2 separate regions of the Mus musculus genome follow, and region 2 is linked to region 1. Evidence: chromatin contacts called from ENCODE Hi-C or POLR2A ChIA-PET data. All regions are on one chromosome and are shown on one strand. The core of a region is the stretch at or near the end of the contact, and the rest is flanking DNA. Distances in the headings are between cores, read along the strand shown.

Region 1 (2,614 bases), core at 72-2,571:
AAATAGATAAGAAAGTGGTTTAAAGTAATGAAAAGTTTCAGATGTCCCAGGAGAACTTCTACCTGTAGCAACGGAATCTAACACTTGTCTGAGTTACTCAGAAACCTGTAAGCTCTCTTTCTCCTTCTTCCTGTTTATTCTTTCAGACACTGGCCAAAGCTTGAGCGTCCTTTCCCGTGCTTTTACTCAGCTCCCGTGCTTTTACTCAGGCGCCTCCACCCTCCCCAACTATACCTCTGACACTGGCCACCACACGGCTGCTCCTCCTTTGTTGTAGTTGCTGTGACCAGTGACAACTTAGTGAGAAAGGGGGTTATCTTAGCTGACAAGTTACAGTCCATCACACAGGAAATCAAAAGCAAGACCTCGGGCCAGAAGCTTGAAAAAGACACCACAGAAGAATACTGTTCTCTGGCTTGTCCCCAGGTTCACGTTCACCTATCCCGCTTGGAGAGCCCAGGATCACCTGCCCCAGGGTGGTACCACCCACAGTGGCTCCGACATCAATTAGCAATTAAGAAAATGCCTCACAGACACAGCCAACAAAATGGCATTCTGCCCTGAGCGGTTCACTTGAGGCCGCTATGCCGCGACATTGTAACAGCTGAGCTACTATGGCATCCACCCTGTGGCTATTTATACACAGCTTCTTCTCTGCCCTGCTGTTCCCAGTAGCTTGCTGCAGCTGCTTGCTGACCACTATTGCTGCTCTCAAACTCTAAGAAAATTGTTCCTGCGCTTCCTTCCAAGTCTCTAATTCTTTTACTAATGAGATTGATTAGTAAGCCAAACGAGTTTTCCCGGATAACACACTCAACAAAAAGGCAAATAAGAAACGCAGATAGATGACTTTATTAGGGATTCAGAAACCCCTCTGAAGCAATCCTGTTTGGGTTCCAACACAGCGCAAAGCTAAAGGGTCATTTTGGAAGTGTTTGTGGCTTTAAACAGTGTTAGAAACACCAGTCAGTGGCTCAAGGCAAAAGGACACCTAAAACCATGATGCATTGCACCTACGTTTCTTGAAGGTGCTGAGAACTCGCGCCTCCGGATTTAGAGTCAGAAGGAAGGCGTGTGGGGTTTCTCTTCCTCATGAAAAGAGTTGTCTGTGAAAGCAACACCTTCAATCAACTGAGCACAGACCTCGTCATAAATCAGAACTGCCAAGAGAGAGCTTTGAAACCTGTTTCTCACCAGGCCCCACCCCAGCCTCATTAAATCCGAATCGCTGTAACGGGATCCCGAATCGCATCTTCATTCTCAGGAGCTCCCAGGTGAGCCCAACGAGCAGCCAAGATGGAGAGAAGACTGCAGCAAAGCCTTAAAGTGCTCACATCTTAAATTTGTCCCAGATTAATCTGCGAGGCCCCTGCAGAGCCATGAAGCAATGGGTGCAGAGCAGACAGGAAAAGAAGCCCTGACTCAGAGGGAAGCCGGGAAGGGGGCGGGGGAGGGGGGCCGCCACCCACTCCTCCACCCTGCCTCGCAGTCGCCAGCACCACCTGCCTTGGAGCAAGAGAAACCCTTTTCCTTCTTTTTCCAAGCTCCAGTCACCTCCTCTGGGCTCACATCCGCCAGTTATGTAACCCACGGAACCGTTTTTTCTTAAAGTTCAAAGTCAAATTGGATCTAGCACAGCAGGAAACAGGATAAATTTAGAGAGGCTCTCAGGTCTGTCAGCAGAGGCGCGCTCTGGCTCCCTCCCAAGTGCTGTGAAAAACTCCCAGCATTCCGAGGCTGCGAGCGCAACTAAATATTCATCTCAGACGAAAATCATTATAGGCGGATCTGGGCCATTCTCACTCTCGCAAGCCATTCCTATTCCTGCAATGGTGCGTGGCCATCACCATCTTCAGCCACCTCTTTTCTTTTCTTTTTCTTTTTTTCTCTTTCTTTCTTTCTTTCTTTCTTTCTTTCTTTCTTTCTTTCTTTCTTTCTTTCTTTCTTAGTAATAAAAATCAAGTGCGGGTGCTAAGGAAGATTTCAGGTGGAGATCCTTTTATTAATTAAAGCCCACAGTTCATGCACGGGTGAGATGCTGGGATAGGAAATTTAACGGGCACGTAGAACAACGGAAATTCCTTACATTTAAGGATTTTTAAGGGGAGGAGGTGTCGAAGTAGTGGGAAGAGGTGTCAGTTTAGAAGGGAGAGGTCCCTGGGTTTATAAGTGTGTAAGCTTGGACATTCATGACAAGATAACCATGTAGCTGTCAAAGGAGAGCTCCATGGAATCTGTTCTCGCCTTTATGTCGGCGCCTGGGCATCAACTCAAATCATGTGACCTGGCAGCAAATGTCCCCAGCTGCTGAGCCATGGCGTCTGCCCTCCAGAACATCATCTGCCACACAGATGTCACTCCGTAGCGTGAGTCAGCACTTTAATGAGTCTTAATACTTTGATATTCTTGTCCATAAGACAGGCATAAAGGATTGAAGAGTATTATCAAGGGAGAATTCCAGAACAAATCCATCTAAGGTGCATGTCATGCGCTGCCATTCTGGTAGACACCTGTTCTCTTACAAATCCACTGTCCTCACAGGCTGACCATGGGAAACACAGATATCTTCATGGTGAGAGGCTGCAAAGTGACCTGAATAAAAAAATGTCCCTTG
Region 2 (2,614 bases), core at 71-2,570, 52 kb after region 1:
GAGCCTTATGGAAAAATTTTTAAATGAAAACACCTTCCTGTGAGTTCACAGGAAAAAAACCTGAGTACTATTAGGTGGTTTTCAGAAACCCCAGGTGACGGTCTTTCTGTGAACGTCTGCCCAAAATTAAAACGTACGAGGTAACCTCAACACACACAAGACTCCACTTCTAAACCTCACTTGATGGCTAAACTGCACCAATACCAAAAACCTACTGTCTCAAAAAAAGGGAACAAAAATTTTTTACATTCAACCTCACTACACTAAGATACAGGATTTAGCCTACAGGAAAGAACACGCGTAAACGCTTCCCACTCTGACAGCCAGCCCTTGCTTCCCTGCCCTGGAGCAGAGGAAAGAAAGGAACCACTTTCTAGTCTAGCCCTAGGCCTCCATCCCGAACTGTCAATCCCCCCTGCCTGGTGGATCTCGATCCAACGGAGTTTTTAAAGTGCCCGCGCCGCTGGCAGCCCCGCGGCTCGGGCGCACTCACCCCTGGATGCCCGGGCTGTACGCGCGGCTCTTCCACGGCGTGCCGGGCCGCGCCGCCTGGGCCCCGGGGCCGCCCCCTCCGCTCAGCGTGGCCGCGCGGCTGCCCGACAGCAGGTAGTTGAGGCCATACGTGCTGGCCTTGTTCTCGCGTTTCCGCCGACCCGGGTGGAACTGGTGCTGCGGCGGCGAGCCGGCGGGCGTGGAGCCGCGTGGGCCCGGGTGTGCGTGGGCAGCACCGTCGGCGAAGCTGAAGAAGGTGCGGCCGCTGCCGGCGCGGCCGAGCGAGGTGCTGCTGGAGGACGACGACGAGCAGCCGGGACTCTCGGTGCCCGACTCGGCGTTGGACGACGACGAGGACGACGACGACGACAGCGACGGGGACTTGTGCAAGCGTCTTGCGCTGTCCGCCGCGGGCCCTAGCGCGGTAAGCAGCGCCGGGGGCAGCGCGGCGGGGCCGGGCGCCGGCGGCGGGGACGAGGCGGCGGGCGCCGGCCCCGGGCCTCCTGCTGCTGGTGCTGCGCGCCCCGCCGCCCCGGGCGCGGCCGCCGTGTCCAGCGCCGGCGAGTTGAGGCAGAAGTAGGACGCGAAGCCGGAGCCGCCACGGCCCACGCCCTGCGAGGTCTCCCAGATCTGCATCCACAGGGCATTGGCCGGCCCCTTCTGCTCCGGCTGGATCCAGGCCACGCGCGGATCCATCCACGCGCCGCCCCCGCGGGGCCCGCGTCGCCCGCCGCGCCCCGCCCCCGCCGCGCCCCGCCCCGCCGCGCCCCGGGCCGGCCGCGCGGACGGACGGACGGACGGGCCTGGGCCGCGCTCCGGTGCGCGCGGATGGGCGCGGGCGGCGCTCGGTGGGGCGCGCGGCGCAGCTGCGGTCCCGGTGGCTCAGGCGGCGCGGGGAGGGCGAGGGGGCCGCGGCGGCGGCGGCGTAGCGTGCGGGCGGCAGGGAGAGGCCATCGAAGGGGCGGTGACCGGCCGAGGGGGCGGGCCCAGAGCGTCGGGCCGTCAGTCAGTCACGGCGCTCCTGCGGCGCGGCGGCGGAAAGACGCCCTCGGCGGCGGCCGGGAACGGAGAGGGATGGGGGCCGCCGCCTCAGCTCCAATGAGGGGCGGGGAGGCGGCGCGGGGGCGGCGGCGCGGGGGCGCGGCCTCCCTCGCGGGCCGCGGCGCAGTGCGCACGCGCGGGGATTTCAAATCCTCACTAGACAGCGCCGCCTTGGTTACCGCGCTTGCGCACTGCGCGCTCCGGGCGGCGGCGGAGAGACAGTGGCGCGGGCGCATGCAGACCAGACAGACAGGGCGGGGCCGGAGGGGCGGGTGCGGGTCGGCGCTGGGCTGTGTGGGCCGCGCTGCGCGTGCGCAGACACGCCAGCGTGCCGGGTGGAAGTTTCCGCGCCGGCTGGTGTGCTGCGGTCGCGGACCGCCTGGGAAAACGAAACCGCTGCGACTGCACCGGGTCGAGCCCCCGCCCTCCCGCCTTCTCCTCGCGTGCTCTGTACGGTGGAGTGACTGGGCAGAGCCGGCCACGCGTGGCCCGTCGCTCGCAACGCGCTCCACCAAACGCGCCTGCTCTGGCATGCGCCGCGTGCGGGCGCCACGGCCCGTGAAGCCGGAAGCAGCTCTGGTGTCCTGTGCGTTTGGTGTGCGGGTCCAGCCCAGCGGGTGCCCGCTCTGCCTCTGCCGTCCTTGGGCCTCTGCATCCGGGCTCCGCTAATTTTGAGCATAAGAGAACTGCTTCCCTCGTGGTCTGTACCACCGTGGAGCAAACCTTACCAAGTACTTGGCCCTTCTCACACTGTACCAAGGTGGAAGTAAGGGCCAGGTAGCGTGCTTACTGCCTTCAGTCAGTAGCGTTAATGCGAATGAATGTTTTATCTCTGGCGTTTTCTGACCACCGGTGTATGTGGAGATCACAGCCAATGAGCAGAGCCTATGCTTTGTGTGTGGTCACGAGTGCCTGTAATTCCAGCGTTTGGGAGGCCAAGGCAGGACGATTGCAAACAGTACACGCAAGCCCTGAAGCCCTGTCCCAGAGTGTGTTGTGTTAAATACTACGGGAAAGAAAAACAGTTCTTGTTTGAACTCAATTTTTAATGGATCTGGGCAAAAGCGCAAAAGTCTTTGCC

What was found. Hi-C counts contacts between places; a loop is a spot of excess contacts on that map. ChIA-PET counts read pairs that join two places held with the same protein, here RNA polymerase II (POLR2A).
Region 2: a map of left cerebral cortex shows a loop between it and region 1 (4-fold over the local background). The contact joins the promoter of A930018O16Rik here to the enhancer-like site in region 1. A Hi-C loop is called at or near these places in 2 of 37 maps with a recorded cell type or tissue (adrenal gland and left cerebral cortex). POLR2A ChIA-PET finds 5 or more read pairs at or near these places in 1 of 5 experiments (embryonic stem cell).

The regions. Positions count from the first base shown.
Region 1 is chr13:69,480,654-69,483,267 of GRCm38, forward strand. No RefSeq gene overlaps it. Among named protein-coding and RNA genes, the nearest start is that of Tent4a, 52 kb to the right of the region's middle. Within about 2 kb of position 1,322, at least 3 of the 3 ENCODE cell types and tissues checked have a DNase peak (open chromatin) inside an H3K27ac peak, as active enhancers do; they include left cerebral cortex, where a contact is called at or near this core.
Region 2 is chr13:69,532,995-69,535,608 of GRCm38, forward strand. A930018O16Rik reads left to right here and starts at 1,321. Exons shown (of 1, transcript XM_011244606.3): 1 at 1,321-2,457. The coding sequence starts at 1,321. The coding sequence ends at 2,202. It overlaps Tent4a (terminal nucleotidyltransferase 4A), which reads right to left and starts at 870. Exons shown (of 13, transcript NM_198600.2): 1 at 494-870.